2 separate regions of the Homo sapiens genome follow, and region 1 is linked to region 2. A link is an interaction called in ENCODE POLR2A ChIA-PET data of the cell type or tissue named here. Cell type or tissue: CD4-positive, alpha-beta T cell. All regions are shown on one strand. Links, peaks and the distances in the headings refer to the core of each region. The heading gives the core; the rest is flanking DNA.

The links. Peaks named below come from ENCODE experiments on the same cell type or tissue, not always from the same donor. Only the 100,000 strongest peaks of a DNase experiment are listed, where the experiment ranks them.
Region 1: POLR2A ChIA-PET joins it to region 2 with 5 read pairs; 1 of 35 experiments calls an interaction of 5 or more read pairs at or near these places.

Annotation. Positions count from the first base shown.
Region 1 is chr1:42,048,832-42,056,816 of GRCh38, reverse strand. LOC124904161 (a long non-coding RNA gene) reads right to left here. Exons shown (of 3, transcript XR_007066032.1): 3 at 5,039-5,725. Among named protein-coding and RNA genes, the nearest start is that of GUCA2B, 100 kb to the left of the region's middle. In CD4-positive, alpha-beta T cell, for the core only: no CTCF peak of the experiment used is centred there; a DNase peak (open chromatin) is centred at 3,576; H3K27me3 peaks cover 1,405 bases.
Region 2 is chr1:41,716,427-41,724,411 of GRCh38, reverse strand. The region is part of intron 1 of HIVEP3 (HIVEP zinc finger 3); the gene reads left to right. Among named protein-coding and RNA genes, the nearest start is that of HIVEP3, 200 kb to the left of the region's middle. RefSeq lists enhancers at 3,102-3,151, 3,192-3,241. In CD4-positive, alpha-beta T cell, for the core only: no CTCF peak of the experiment used is centred there; no DNase peak of the experiment used is centred there; H3K4me3 peaks cover 711 bases.

The sequences.
Region 1 (7,985 bases), core at 1,342-6,341, 330 kb before region 2:
GTTTTGGGAATTTACAGTTGTCTCCATTTGACCTTTTCTCAGGCCCCTAGTGCAGCACCAGGTGGAATTTGTTCTGCAGTGATATTGGGACTATCACAAATCTAGTTATAGGGCAGCAGGTATCTGGCTGAGTTCCTGGCCAGGAAGTGCATCTACAGTCTGCTTTCCAAGCCAAGAACCCTGTGTAAAATGTAGTCTCAGGAAGTAGTCAATAATTGCTTTATCTTAATAGACTTTTTTTCTGTAGAGGGAGGAGCTTCATTCAAGCCTCTGGCTTCCACAGTAAATCTTCTTCTGATCCACAATTGTGCATGAAGCACTTTCATTTCTATTACATGGTAGGAGTCAAGATTCAAGCTACTACTATATGCTTACAGACCTGGATTGTAACAGACTCATGGCTTCAGACCCACTCACCACATTGTGATTAATTTCTAGTTCTGTTCAGTGAAGCTGTTTATTTTTTTAACCCTCTCTTCTTATATTTTAGTAGGGATTTAATGAGTTTGAAGCAGAGCAGGTGGATCAAAGCATTCATTCTTGATGCTTTTTCTTGACCAGAAGTCCAATCCACATTGTAAAGTTTTTCATTTTATTTGAAAATTCATGTAATTTTAGTTTCTGAAAGCTACATGTTATAGCTAGATAACTACAGACTGAAAGTATTTTTTGTTATTGAGACAGGGTCTCATTCTGTTGCCCAGGCTGAAGTGCAGTGGCATGACCATGTCTCACTGTAGCCTTGACCTCCAGAGCTCAAATGATCCTCCCTCCTCAGCCTCTAAAGTAGCTGGGACCACAGGTATGTGCCACCATGCCTGGCCATTTTTTTTTTTATAGAGATGGGGGTCTCCCTACGTAGCCCAGGCTGGTCTCAAACTCCTGGGCTCAAGCAATCCTCCCATCTTGGCGTCCCTAAGTACTAGTATTACAAGCATTAGCCCCTGTGCCTGGCCTGAAAGCAATATTTTTTACTAAAATAATTTAACTTGTATTTATTATTTAACAATTTCCCAAATGCATAAGCATTTTTATTGTTTTAGCGAAAATAAGGCAACTTAAAAGTCTGTTGTATTTGTTCCAATTTTAGTATATGTGCTGCCTAAGTAAGCACAAAAGTCTGTTGTATTTGTTGAGGATTTCTGTGCCCTTCATAGAACATGGCATCTCCCCCAGAAAACCATCTTAAAAAACTCTACAATTCAACTTCAGAACTGGATAGAGAAAGTGCACAATCCATTTGTCAATAAAAGTCAGCCTGATATAGTGGCGAAGAGGCTTGGGAATTTCTGGGAATCACTCAGTCTTGGCTTTAAGTTCCAGTTCCACTGATTACTAGGTTTATGACTTTGGGCAGCTTACACTACTTTTTAAGCTTCCTTTTCCTCATCTTTAATGTGGTGGTAATAATAGGAACTGATAGAACTGCTTGAGAATTAAATGACATAATATGTATGAAATTCATATGCACAGCACCTGGCACACAGGAAGTGCCCAACAAATGTTAGCCATTGTGACCATTATGAGTAAATCATATGTGTGTCAACTAGCTTTGATAAATAAAACAACAAAATCATGATGTTATGACATGACTGGAAAGTTCATCTGAAAGAGTAACAGAAAAATAAACTCACTCTTCTACAGTATACGTATATTATGGGTAGTCCAAACAATGAAAACCACATCAATCACAAAATCAAAGTGCAAAAATTGCTAGCATTCCTATACACCAACAACAGGCATGCAGAGAGCCAAATCATGAATGAACTCCCATTCACAATTGCTATGAAGAGAATAAAATGCCTAGGAATACAGCTAAAAAGGGAAGTGAAGGACCTCTTCAATGAGAACTATAAACCGCTGCTCAAGGAAATCAGAGAGGGTACAAACAAATGGAAAAATATTCCATGCTCATGGATAGGAAGAATCAGTATCATGAAAGTGGTCATACTACCCAAAGTAATTTATAGACTCAATGCTATTCCCATTAAACTACCATTGACATTCTTCATAGAATTAGAAAAACTATTTTAAAATTCATATGGAACCAAAAAAGAGCTTGTATAGTCAAGACAATCCTAAGAAAAAAGAACAAAGCTGGAGGTATCACATTACCCAAGTTCAAACTATACTACAAGGCTACAGTAACCAAAACATCATGGTACTGGTACAAAAATAGACACACAGACCAATGGAACAGAATAGAGAACTCAGAAATAAGACCACATGCTTGCAACCATCTGATCTTTGATAAACCTGACCAAAACAAGCAATGGGGAAAGGTATTTTTACCTTTTTAATAAATGGTGCTGGGAGAACTGGCTAGCCATATGCAGAAAATTAAAATTGGACCCATTCTTTACACTTTATACAAAAACCAACTCAAGATGGATTAAAGATTTAAATGTAAAACCCAAAACCATAAAAACCCTAGATGAAAATCTAGGCAATACCATTCAGGACATAGGCATGGGCAAAGATTTCATGATGAAAACACCAAAAGCAATTGTAACAAAAGCAAAAATTGACAAATGGGACTTAATTAAACTAAAGAGCTTCTGCACAGGAAAAGAAACTATCATTGGAGTGAACAGACAACCTACAGAATGGGAGAAAAAGTGTGCCATCTATCCATTTGACAAAGATCTAATATCCAGATTCTACAAGGAACTTAAACAAATTTACAAGAATAAAACAAACAACCCCATTAAAAAGTGGGCAAAGGACATGAACAGACACTTCTCAAAAGAAGACATTCATGCAGTCATGATCGTTGCAGAAATGCAAATTAAAACCATGATGAAATGCCATCTCACACCAGTCAGAATGGCGATTATTAAAATGTCAAGAAACAACAGATGCTGGGGAGGTTGCAGAGAAAAAGGAATGCTTTTACACTGTTGGTGGGAGCGTAAATTAGTTCAACCATTGTGGAAGACAGTGTGGCGATTGCTCAAAGATCTAGAACCAGAAATACCATTTGACTCAGCAATCCCATTACTGGATATATACCCAAAGGAATATAAATCATTCTGTTATAAAGATACATGCACACATATGTTCACTGCAGCACTATTCACAATAGCAAAGACATGGAATCAACCCAAATGCCCATCAGTGGTAGACTGGATAAAGAAAATGTGGTACATATACACCATGGAATACTATGCAGCCATGAAAAGGAATGAGATTATGTCCTTTGCAGTGACATGAATCGAGCTGGAAGCCATTATCCTCAGCAAATGAATGCAGGAACAGAAACCCAAACACTGCATATTCTCACTTATAAGTGGGAGCTGAACAATGAGAACACGTGGACACAGGGAGGGGAGCAACACACACTGGGGCCTGTTGAGGGATGTGGTGGGGAGAGGGAGAGCATTAGGAAAAAATAGCTAATGGATGCTGGGCTTAATACCTAGGCGATGGGATGATATGTGCAGCAAACCACCATGGCACACGTTGACCTAGGTAACAAAATCTGCACATTCTGCACATGTACTCCGGAAAATAGAAGTTGATGAAAAAAATAAAAAAGAAAACCACATCAATCTGTACCACATGAACAATAGTGTTATATAAAACCACAGGAATGTGGTTTTTGAAGAAAATTTGATTCCATTCAGTTTTCTTGACTAGTAATTTTCTTTCTTTCTTTTTTTTTTTTTTTGAAATGGAGTCTCGCTCTGTCACCCAGGCTGGAGTGCAGTGGCGCAATCTTGGCTCACTGCAAGCTCCGCCTCCCAGGTTCACGGCATTCTCCTGCCTCAGCCTCCCGAGTAGCTGGGACTACAGGCGCCCGCCCCCACGCCTGGCTAATTTTTTGTGTTTTTAGTAGAGATGGGGTTTCACTGTGTTAGCCAGGATGGTCTCGATCTCCTGACCTCATGATCCGCCCGCCTCAGCCTCCCAAAATGCTGGGATTACAGGCGTGAGCCACTGCGCCCGGCCCTTGTCTAGTAATTTTAATCAAATTTGTCCCAGCCTCCAGCGGCCAAAATATCATCTTCAAATTTTCAATAGCTGTGAATCAAAAATCTTTCCGGTAGAAAATATTAAGTTCCTGCTTTTCATGTGGCTAAAATGTTATCATTTCAACATTATTGTACTCTTCTACTCTTATTAGTAGTTTCTATTAATGAAGAGAAGGTTTCTTTCTTCCTCCTGGAGTTTAAAAAATATCCCAGCAAACTAAAGGATGATCTCAGTCTGAGAAGAACAGTTCGACTATGCGATGATGCAATCCCTATAAATATTGTCCTGTTAGACAAGGGCTCCGTGGCTTAAGTGGCCTAGTTTAACAATTAAAGCCAACCTGCTTGGTCCCTTGTGGTCATAAAACCAAGAACCTAGGGATTCAGTACAATCCCGGGGGACTCAACTTTAAAGGCACCTTATTTAACTTGCTTTTAAAAATAGTGCACCAAGTTTTCATGTGTTTTACTTGGCAGACACACTGACTTGGGGGTTGGTCTTTGTGCCTGGTTTAGCATCAGTGCAACACCTTTTGTTGATGGATGGAGGGAGGAAGTATGCTAAAACAAGACAGTGATGCGTGTAGAAAAGCTTGTGTCTCATTCAAAGAGTAATGAGACATCTAGAGGGGAAAGGAGAGGTCAGAAGCAGGGTTTCTGCTAAAGAGAAAAAGGGCTGTATCTCCAGGGCTGAATTCACATCATCTTTGGAACAAGTGTCAATGTTAGGATATATGACACTTCTTTCTTTGGGAGCTGAATAGGAGCCTAGACATGCTGGGTCTTTAAGGACACGTTTAGAGGCTTCTAGGTTCACCTTCAATACCAGTTCCAGTTGCCAGTTCACTATTCCTTGGACCTTAAGGTGAACGCCACTGAAGAGTAGGCATATTTACATTGGAAGACTGTATGACTCTCCACTCTTTGCCCTGAAGTTTAAAGGGACTGTGCCAAGCACTGTGGTAAATGGGAGATTGGGGGGTTGTCAGCTTTCTGGCCTTGTTATTGCTAAGGAAGGACGTCAAGAGAAAATAGAGAAGGGAGGCAAGGACAGAACCTTGGGGCACCAGAACTATATTAGTTTAGGTTGTAAATGTGCAAACTGAATCTTTTATGATCTGACATTCCTATCCCTAATGCCTCTGTTGAGACTCCTTCCTGTCTTTGGATTTCCTTCAGCCATTTCTAGAGGTCTACCTCAGATGGAAGTAATCTTTCTCAACATGATATCTGCTCCTCTTTGGTGGTACTGATCACTTTGTACTTCTTGCTATAGTTATTTGCACACTCATTTACTTATATGTTTGAAGGTCTGTTTTCTGAGTTAGAAAGCTCAGCTTCCTACCGCTATGGTCCAGATCCTCAGGGAGCATCCTGAAGATGATGGTGATGGTAACAGTGAGGAGGCAGATGATGGAGATGATGATGATAATGGCAGCACATCAGAGCAGAGCAAGTATATCTTTGCAGGCAGAGTGTCCTTGGTTTGAACTTAACTCTGCCATTTACTAATTGTATGGCACTTAGCAAGTTCCTCAATTTAGCTGAGTAAAGTCATTTTGAGGATTAAATGAATTAACCTACATTAATATGTGCTCTATTCTACAGCACACAATAATACGTGATCTAGAAATATTCAATTCTGTTTTCTTCTCTGCCTCCCCCTTACCCAGTCCATGATGGTTCTGAGTGTATAAAGAGCTTCCATCTTCAATGTAGTAGTCAGGATTCTTTCCCTGATGGTAACCCAGCTGAAACAAATGAAATGACAGAACCTTTTGTTCATGTAATTGCAAGAGCAAGGCTAGGCTTGATCCAGCATGCAAATGACATGATCAGAGCCCAGTTATCCTCTCCTCATTTATTGACTGCTTTCTCTGTGATTTTTCAGTTCTCAGGTGGGCTCTACTCCTCTCTAGCTGCTCCAGCCAAAGTCCTAGAATTTTATCTAACTGGTTTCCATTGGCCTGGCTTAGATCACCTGCCCATCCCTGAACCAATTGCTGTGGCCTGGAGGAAATGATGGCCTGAGTGGCCGAGCTGGGGGTCTTATATTTTCTCTGAGCTGAGGGTGAGAACAGCCCCATCCAATCCACATGTACTAAGAGAATTGAAGAGGTAGCTCCCCAAGGAAAATCAGGGAACTGTGACCAGAAGAAGGTGACCCAGTGACAGGCAAAACCAACAGATGCCAATCATCTACATGACTGCAGTGAAGCTAGATGCGCCTAGGGAAAACTCCTCTTCTGCCTTGTGCAGTGTCTAAACACTTTGAGGTGACATGTAGATACCTATAGACCTCAGTGGTTTTGGACTTCTTTATTACTTTCCCAGTGCTATGTATTTGTTTGTTTTTGGAGGAGGAGGGAGGATCTAGTTAGCTAAGTGAAGTGTTGGGAATATGATGCTTCTCTCAGTGTCCTAAGGAAAAAGATGGCACACTCAAAGTGTTGAGTATAAGGAATATTTACATGGATATGGGCAGGGTTAGTCGACAAGGGGTAATGAAGCTCTGTGGATCTTGCTAGAGGCAGTGAGGAGCAGGAAGGGGATTACCAGAGTCCAGTGAGAGCTGGACTTGTAGAAGAGGGGCTCCTCAACTGATCTGTGGCCTTGGAGGGGTACAACTACTGCTTGACCTATGGAAAGGCAGGGAGGGAGCAGGAAAATAAATAGCCCAGCTTCCCTCTACTCCCATCCTCCATTCTCATGCTGGTGCCTCCTATTGGCTTAACCAGCCAGAAGCTGTAGGGCAAGGGAGGCCAAGTGATACAGTCCACAGAGCCACGCAGAGAAGGGCAGAGAACCGAGAACAGCCGGCAAGGTCCTACTGTTCTGCAAGGTTTGTTGTCTGGGAGGAAAGTATAGTGTGTTAGACACTTGGCTCATGATCAGTGGAGTTGGGGGAAGGGGGTGTTTAGTCAGCGTCTAGCTAAATTCTCATTTATTCTCTTTGCTTTTGGAAATGTAATAATCTCTCCATCAAAGCTCCATCTATCTGCCAAAATAATGCATGTCCTTTTGTACAAATGAAAGAATTACTGCTATTATGCAAACACTGAAAGGGTAACACATTTGCATGCAGAGGGGAAAAAAGAAAAATCCTATTTGGAATAAAATTAAGTATACCAATGTGGCAAAAAGACACATGAGTATCCATTTAACACTTGGACAGGAGTAGGACTAACTTTCATTGCCAACCCCAATGAAATAATGGAAGCCAAAAAGAAAATACTCTGAAAATAGAGGCCTGGATAGAATAAATGGGAATTGGGAATTTCTGGCCATTTTAACACTCCCCCCTCAACAGAAACAAAAGATTAAAATAAAGGTTTTTACAAATACTAACCATGAATATTAATGTTCTATAGCTGATGCCTGAACCAAGTTCCTCATTAAAAAGGCCTTTCGGCAGAGAAATGTTAGCATGCAGGGTTTGGAACTGGTGTGAGGCTGTGTGGAGAATATGCTTTGCATCTGAAACCAGAAGGAAGGCAGATGCATCAGATTCAGAACTTGTCAGATGTTGATGATATTGTTTGATCATTGGGAAATAAGAGCTTAGAAAAGAAGGCAAAAGAATCACTTATTCTGGAGAAGAGAAAGTTGAAGTGTCACCCGAGGGGATGTTCAGTTCATGAAATACTTCCCTGTACTCCAGGTCCCTCATGTTATATTGATACTGTTGTTTTGCTTGTCTGTGTCTCAACCAGAACGAGAGTGGACGGGGGCAGGGACTGTGTCTACCAAGATCTTATTCTCCTCTGTAGCTCCTGTGCTTAGCACAGAGTAGACGCCTAAGGAATGTTGAATTGAGAATGCACCATAGAATTTTAGAGCCCAAAGTAGCCTCGGAAATCACCAATTTCAATGGTTCTAAACGAATAGATGTGCTTGGGTTGGGGGTTTGGTCAATGGTGGTTGGGGGGAGAATAAGGAAAATGAGATGTATCTGGGAGGGATTTTTTTGAAATGCACCACTCCCAAACCCACCTGCCACTCTAGCCCCGA
Region 2 (7,985 bases), core at 1,520-6,519:
AAACCCCATCTGATTGTTTATTCAGCCCTAGGCATTCCATATGAAGGCCAGCCCTTTTCTCCCTAAGGGGACCAACCAGCTTTGCCAACTGTTCTCAGAGGAGGATCCCAGGGACAGTATTCTGGTGAGGGGTGGGAACATACAGAAGACTTATCTTGAAGCTGCATTTGTAGAATAAGCACACTTTTAACCTAGAGTTTATGTTTGCTCATTTGGAGTGGCTTCGGAAGGTGACAGTGGATAGTGGTGGAAGGGGATGTCAGAGTCCACCCCAAGACACTACTTCAAGCTACCGCTGCAAACCTGGAGAAAAAGATTCATCCTCGAGCTGCCCCTCCCCCCTCATGATATTATTATCGCAAGAGAAACTAACATCTGTATTATCCTCTGAGTTTACAGGCAGATTATAGCATTTGAAGGAAGTTGGGAAAGCTTACTTCCTCTCCATCTCTAAAGCCGAGCTGCTAGTACCTCCAGGCAGGATTAAGCTACTCTGGTGGTCATTCATTCCTTACCATGATCTAGTTAATCAGATTGCTTTCCAGCCTTGACCAGAAGAAACCTATGAAAGTGCTAACCCTAATCCTAACCCTGACCCTGGGCTCTGAGGGCTGTGCTGAGATGTTTCACTCCTACACTAAACCAATACCTAGCTCTTCCCAATTTGCAGTAAAGGACAAAGTTATTACTTATCATTATCTCATTCTTCTAGTTTTCTCCCATTGGCTTTTCATAAGCTCTGGGCACTTGCTACTGCTTGACTGCTAATGAGTGCTCATAGGCAATAAAATGAAATGTACAAGTAGCAAACAAATATTAATGAGGAATATCAAAACCAGCCAATTCTGCGGAGTTTTGCAGCATATTTTTTTATGGTGGCTGTGTGTGTGTGTGTGTGTGTGTGTGTGTGGTGGCTGTGTGTGTGTGTGTGTATGATTTTATGGTATGGGTGCATTTTCTGCTAGTGAAAATTGTTCCCAGTTCTTGTGATGGAACCAGAACTTTAGTATTTCATGGAGTTCCCCCAAGAATTCCATGACTTTCCGTTACAACAATGGGATAAGGATGGGGATGGTGGCAGGAAAGAGAGGGGCCCCATGGAAGGGATGAGATGACCCAAACTCAGGGCTCATTCCTGATCCCCCAACCCCCAAGGAAAATCAAGTGACTCAAGATCTGGCAGATGTGTCCCTTCCTGTCACTCCTACTGCTAACAGCCTTGTCTTACCTGGATTTCTGTAGCTGCTTTTATCTGCCACCACCATGCCCCCTCTAATTTGTTCCCCATAGTGCACCAGGGGGATCTTTCTAGAACACAAACCTGGTCACGTCATTCCCCAAATAAAATCCTTTAATAGCTCCCCATGGCCTCTGGGGTTAAATGCTAAATTCCTTTAGAGCAACTTGCAAGGACCCTCAGGATCTCCTACCTGGTCTTACCTCTTTCCCTCAAAGCTCTGGCCTTAACCTCTTGCTTCCTAGCTCACACACACACATGCATCTCTCTCTCTGTCTTTCTCTTTCTTCCTGTTTCTCTCACACATACACATATGCACATGCATGCACACTCAATATTCAAGTCTCAGTTTAGATGCCATTTCCCAGAAGTCTTCCTTGATTACTTCCTCCACACCTGTGGAAGCCTGTGGATTTCATGTGCTCCTATGCTCCCTGGACTCATGTCAGAATGCATTTCACCAACAATTGTCTTTTTGCTAGTCTGTCTCCTTGACTAGACTGTGAGTGCCCACAGAATAGAGACTGTCCTGCTGCATTGCACCTGCCACATACAATGGATACTCAATAAATACCTGCTAAAAGTGGAGGGAAGAAAGGCAGGCAGAAGGAAGGGAAGGAGGGAAGGAGGGAGGGAGGGAGGGAGAGAAGGGAGGAAAGGAGGGAAGGGAAGGGAAGGGGAGGGGAGAGGGAGGGGAGAGGGAAGGGGAGGAAGGAAGGAAGGAAAGAAGGAAGGAAGGAAGGAAGGAAGGAAGGAAGGAAGGAAGGAAGGCCAGCCAAATTTATTTTGCTGATCTCCAGGTCCAGCCAGGGCCAGCCCTGATATATGTGGAAAACTAGTATCAGTGCAACAAGTATTTCACAAGCACGAGCTACATCCCAGGCCTGTGCTGGGAGCTAGAGATGTCAGAGAGGTGAAGGGAGGTGGAACAAGGACTCCACTGGAGGGAGGTAAGACAAGTCTGCAGCAGAGACAAAGCTGATTGTGGTCCACACTGCGAAGGAGATACACACCAAGAGTTCCAGGAGCTTGCATGAGGGAGGAAGAAGACCCTACTAGGGTCAGGTGGGGAGGTAGAGATCCCAGGGGCAGGGGTAGGGGCAGCCTGCTTGGCCAGAGGCCCTCTCAGTTCCTCCCATGGCATGTTTATGGCTGGCTTCATTAGTCTTCAGAGATGATGGAGAGCTTCATCATTGAGAGTCTGTGCAGGCATCACTCCTCTAGGAAAATGTCCATGCCCCTCCCTCTGATGGAGTGGATCACGCTCACTAGCCTCTGTGCTACCCAGGGCACACCTCTGTTAGGGAAGGCAGTTCTGTGCACCGATGGACAGCACCGTGTGGGGTTAGGAGCACAGATTCTGGAGCTGCCTGCCTGGGCTCCCATCCCAGCTCTGTTCCTGTGAGCAGCAGAGCAATTGTGAGTCCATGACTCAACCCCTCTATGCCTCAGTTTCCTCCTCTGTACAGCAGAGATGATAATGATACTTCCTTCATAGTATTAATAGCATTGCAAGTGTCAAGTGAGTTAATACAGGTAAAAACTCAGAACTGTGCCTGATGCAGGATCCAGATTATATAAATATTTGCTATTAGCACTATTGATTAACCTATGCACCTACCTACGTCTCTTGTTCTAGCTTATGAGCTTTTAAAAAAATTGCAGTAAGGGTCAGGCATGGTGGCTCACATCTGTAATCCCAGCACTTTGGGAGGCCGAGGTGGGCGGATCACCTGAGGTCAGGAGTTCGAGACCAGCCTGACCAATATGATGAAATCCCGTCTCCACTAAAAATACAAAAATTAGTCGAGCGCGGTGGCATGCGCCTGTAATCCCACCTACTCGGGGCTGAGACAGGAGAATCGCTTGAACCTGGGATGTGGAGGTTGCAGTGAGCCGAGATCGCTCCATTGCACTCCAGCCTGGGCGACAATAGTGAAACTGAAACTCTGTCTCAAAAAAAAAAAAAATTGCAGTAAGAATGTTTCACATGAGATCTACCTTTCAACCAATGTTTAAGTAGATAAAGTATCATTCATCATAGGCAAATGTTGCACAGCAGGTCTCTAGAACTTAGTCAACTTGCTTAACTGAACATTTATACTCCTTGAGCAGCAACTTCCCATTTCCCGTTCCCCCAGCTCCTGGCACCCACTATTCTACTGTCTGCTTCTGTGAGTTTGACTATTTTAGACACTACGTCTAAGTGGAATTATGCAGTATCTGTCCTTCTGTGCCTATTTCACTTAGCATAATGTCCTCCAGGTTCATCCATGCTGTCACATATTGCAGGATTTCCTTCTTTTTTAAGGCTGAATAATATTCAACTGTATGTGTGTACCACATTTTCTTTATCCATTCATCTGGATGGACATTTGGGTTTTTTCCACATCTTGACTATTGTGGGTAATGCTGTAATGAACATAAGAGTGCAAATATCTCTTTGAGATCTTGTTTTCAATCCTTTTGGATAAATACCCAGCAGTGGGATTGCTAGATCATATGGTAGTTCTATTTTTAATTTGTTGAGGAACTTCCATACTGTTCCCCATAGTGGCTGCACCATTTTACATTCCTACCAGCAGTGCACAAGTGTTCTAATTTCTTGTCTTAGGAGCCTCTTGACATTAGAGCCTGACTCTGGTCTCACCTGTAGCTCCCTCAACTCCTCACATAGGAATCACACATAATAGGCTTTGAAAAGGTAGAATAATAATGTAGTATATTCAGTGCTGGAACTGGGTGAGTCAGAGCTGGATGAACATGTCTCTTTCTAGACAGACCCAAGGCTATTCCCGATGTGTCCAAATGGAGTAAATCTGTGAATGAACCATTCTATTTGTTGAATGTCCCAAATGGGGAAAATTATAGGATCTCCCTTCTTTAGGCCCTTCAAGAGTTGCAGTCTGGGGCCTGGGAGCAGCCCTGGAGGCCCACTCAGAGGTGGTGTCCTGAGCTCATCAGGTTTAGCATGCCAATTATGGAATTTCCTGCCTGCTCTGATGACTTTTTGGCATCTGCGATGTAGATGGAGGGTGGGGAGGATGTTTGAGGGGAGACGTAGGAAAGCAAGTAGCTTGGTAGGGCCACTCAGCTGAAACCAGAACTGGGCCTCTGGAGCTCAGTGTGTGGCTGGACCCCAGCCCCGCTCCACAGTTTGAGTCCTTGTGTACCTGGGAATAAATCACTTCCGTCTTAGCTTCTGTTCTTGGCCTGTGCAACTTAGGGCAAGAGACAGCCTGGCCTGATGGAAAGGACATAGGAGCCAGGAAGCGTCTGGGCTTCCTAGCCTGGCTCTGCCAGTTTACCAGATATAGGACTCAGGCAAGACACTGAACTTCTCCAAGGCTTAGTGGTTCCCTGTGTTGGTGCTAACATGAGTCAGGAGTCCCACTGGGGCTGCTGTGAGGTTGAAGTGACCCTGAGGAAGGGCTCTGTGTGTCTCCTTCTGGAGCCTGGTCACCGTGTCATCTTTCTCTGTTATTGTGAACTTGCCCCAGAAAGACGGACATCTCAAGAACCCCAAGGCTTTCCAATGAGCCTAAGACTTCATGGTGGGGACAGGGACGTCCCTGAGTGATGTGGAGCAGCCAACAGCTGACTACTAGTTCAGGAACATCTGCTCTTGGGCAGTCTCCCTCTCCATGTCAGTGACAAATCCATTTAGGAGATGGAGAAATTGAGCCAAGGGAAGGAAAACTCACTAGGGCTCACTAGGGCTGCCTAAAATTGTTTTAGATAGATGAGTTATTCATATGAATGAAGGAATGACCATTGTTTCAAGGTAAAGGCGAGAACTAAAGGCAAAACAAGTTCTTGCTCCACCTCCCAGTCTGTTTCACTTCCATCTAACCTGTAAGAGGAGCTTCACTGTCTCCTGCACCCTAACAGTTTGAGCCTCTGTGCCTTTGTACTTGATTTTGTTTGACTTTGTCCTTGAATGCTGTTTTCATATAGAGCAATAAATTATATGGTCAAATCCTCCCCATCCTTCAAAGCTCCTCTCTCTCCTCCTCCAGGAAGTCTTCCAGGGTACCTGGTTGTCCTTTGTGCAGCTCTTGTCTTTAGCTGCAGCAGCACACTCTGAGCCCTCAATTTTAGCTATCTGGCCTTTATCTCTCACAGTATTAAGAATGTGCTTCTTGTTACTCCCACTTGGCCATGGGCTGTTGCCCTTCTAACCTCCTGGTGGGTCCTAGTCCATCAAGCCTAGTTTCAGTCCAGCAAAGAGGAAGGGTTAAAACATGTACCTTGACCCCCAGCTAAAATCCACTAGCGCCTTCGTTCTAATGCCTTTGGTCTCAGCTTTCACTGCTCTGGGCTGGGTCAAGGTCTTATGGCTATAATTACAGCACATACGTGTGTGTGTGTGTGCACGTGTGTGTGTGTGTGTGTGTGTGGGTGTGAAAGAGAGAAAGAAAGAGAGAGACAGAGACAGAGGAGGGAATGGGAAGACAGGAGAGATGGAGAGAGGAGGGCAATGGACTCGTGCCAGGCCACACACACCATGTTTGTCTCTGGAGGTGAGAGTGAAACAACCCTTATTCCCATCAGCTGACACGCCTGGGCAGATCCTCTGTGGGATGCTAAGCCGGGTGGCTGGGGCAGGTCCGCTGTTCCCATTCCAGCAGGGTTCAATCTCTGTCATCTAACACTTCATACCAGTGTTATTGAAGTCTCACTAATAATTACCAGCACAACAGCAAGTGTTAGAAGCATTTGCCATGCTAAGCACTTTACGTAGATTATCTTAATTCTCACGACAACCATTTGAGGTAGATGCCATCTTAGTGCCATTTTACAGATGAGGAAGCTGAGATTTAGAAAGATTCCACGACATAGCAAGCGTAGGGTACAGACCCACGGCCAGTCTGTCTGGCCTAAGCCTGTATTCATCCCCATTGCCCACAGTCGCCTCACTGCCCCAGAAGCCCAGACTCCTTGGCAAAGGCCCTGGTTCCACCACTGGCCACCCTATGTGGGACATTCAGTGCACCAGACCTTGGTTCCACCCCTCTTTAAAATGGGCTGGATGCCGCTGAAGGGCCCTGCCAATTTCCCATATGGAGAAGCCGTGCTTGGGGGATTCCGAATCCTTGGATGCTAAGATACCGGTCATTCTGATTCTGGGATTTCCAGATTCTGGCCACAGATTCTAGGGTCCTGGAATCCCATGATCCCCATAATCTCTGATCTCCACTAGAATGCAGGCTCCAGGGGGACATGCGCTTCCATCCATGGGTGCCCTGCTGTGTGCTAGGGCCCAGCACAGCCAGAGCCTGCCGTGAGCTAGGCGCTCAGTCAGCGTTTGTTGACTGAATGACTGACTCACCCTCCCCTACAGTCAATGTCCATCCTCTGGCCAGGGTCCATGCCTGAAATGTGCCCAGTCCACATATGGTGGGCGACCCCTGGATAAACAGGCAGAAAACTTGCCTCTGGTCCTGCTCAGCCACTGATCTGCAGCATGGTTCCAGGCAAGTCACCTAACCTGCCTGAGCCTCTCTTTTCCCAAGAGCACTAGACAAGGAGTCAGAGAAACACACCAGGCTTATTCCTGCCTCAGGGCCTTTGCATGTACCAACCCCGTGCCTGAAATCCTTGTGCCCCTGCTCCCTCACTTCACCCAGGCCTTTGCTCAGATGTCACCCCTAGAACCTCATCTCCTTAGAGAAGCCTTCCCTGATCACATCAACTCAAGCACCTTCTCTAGTCACTTTCTCTTTCCTTTCTCAAGTTGTCTGTATTTTCTTTCATAGGGCTCATTACCACCTGACAACATTTCTTTGTTTGAATGTTGTCTGTTTCCCCTATTAGAATTTAAGTTCCAAGAGGACAGGAGTTTTTCTTGTCTGATTCACCGCCTAGAATAGCGCCTGACACAAAGTAGGTATTCAACAAATATTGGTTGGAGGGAATAAGGGAAAGAGCGTCGGAAAATGCAAGCTCCATGGGATCCTCCCCTGCCCAAGTTCTGGTCCCCAGATGCTGAGCCACTTGGGCAGCTCTCTCCTGGCTCAGCCTGAACTCCCACGAGACCCAGAACCTTCCCCCAGGTACCACTCTGGGTGCCTTCACCATGGGAAACCAAGGTCACAACTGCGTGCCCTCAGAGCAGGACACAGGGCAACCAGCTCTCCCCAAAAGAGAAGACTGCCAGGCCGAGGCCTGGGCAGAGCTGGCTGTGTGCTGCTGAGTAAACATACTCGTCTTCCACAACGTGCGTGCAGCTTGAGGCCTGCTTTCTGTTGCTGGCACTCAGACAGCCAGGGGAGAAGGAGAGTCATGCCTGAGAGTGACAGAGAGGAGGAAGGCAGTGGTGTCTGATGCAGCCTGGCTTCTAACCGGCTTCGTTCACATCTCCCTCTCCTGCCCCAGCCCCTCTGAGCTCCCCACGGCTTGTTACTGCCTGCAGGAGGATGCAGCCTCTCAGCTGGAATTCAGGGCCCTCCGTGACCCAGACCTGCCTGGATCCCCAACCTGCTTTCTCCCAGCAGGGTCCAGGGACTATTTCCCAATGCACCATGACCTGTCCCATCCCCCAGCTTTGTTTGAAGCATGCTGTCTGTCCAGAGGGCCCTCCCACTGCTCCTCCTACAAGAAGCCCTTTGTGGCCACACCCACTCATGAGATCTCACCCTCATCGGGGCCCCCCAGCTCTTCTGGACTCTTCCACTTCTAGGGGATGCTCAGGAATCTAGATGTAGCTCCTTCTGTACATGGTGGGTGCCCCCAGCCTGTGGGAAGT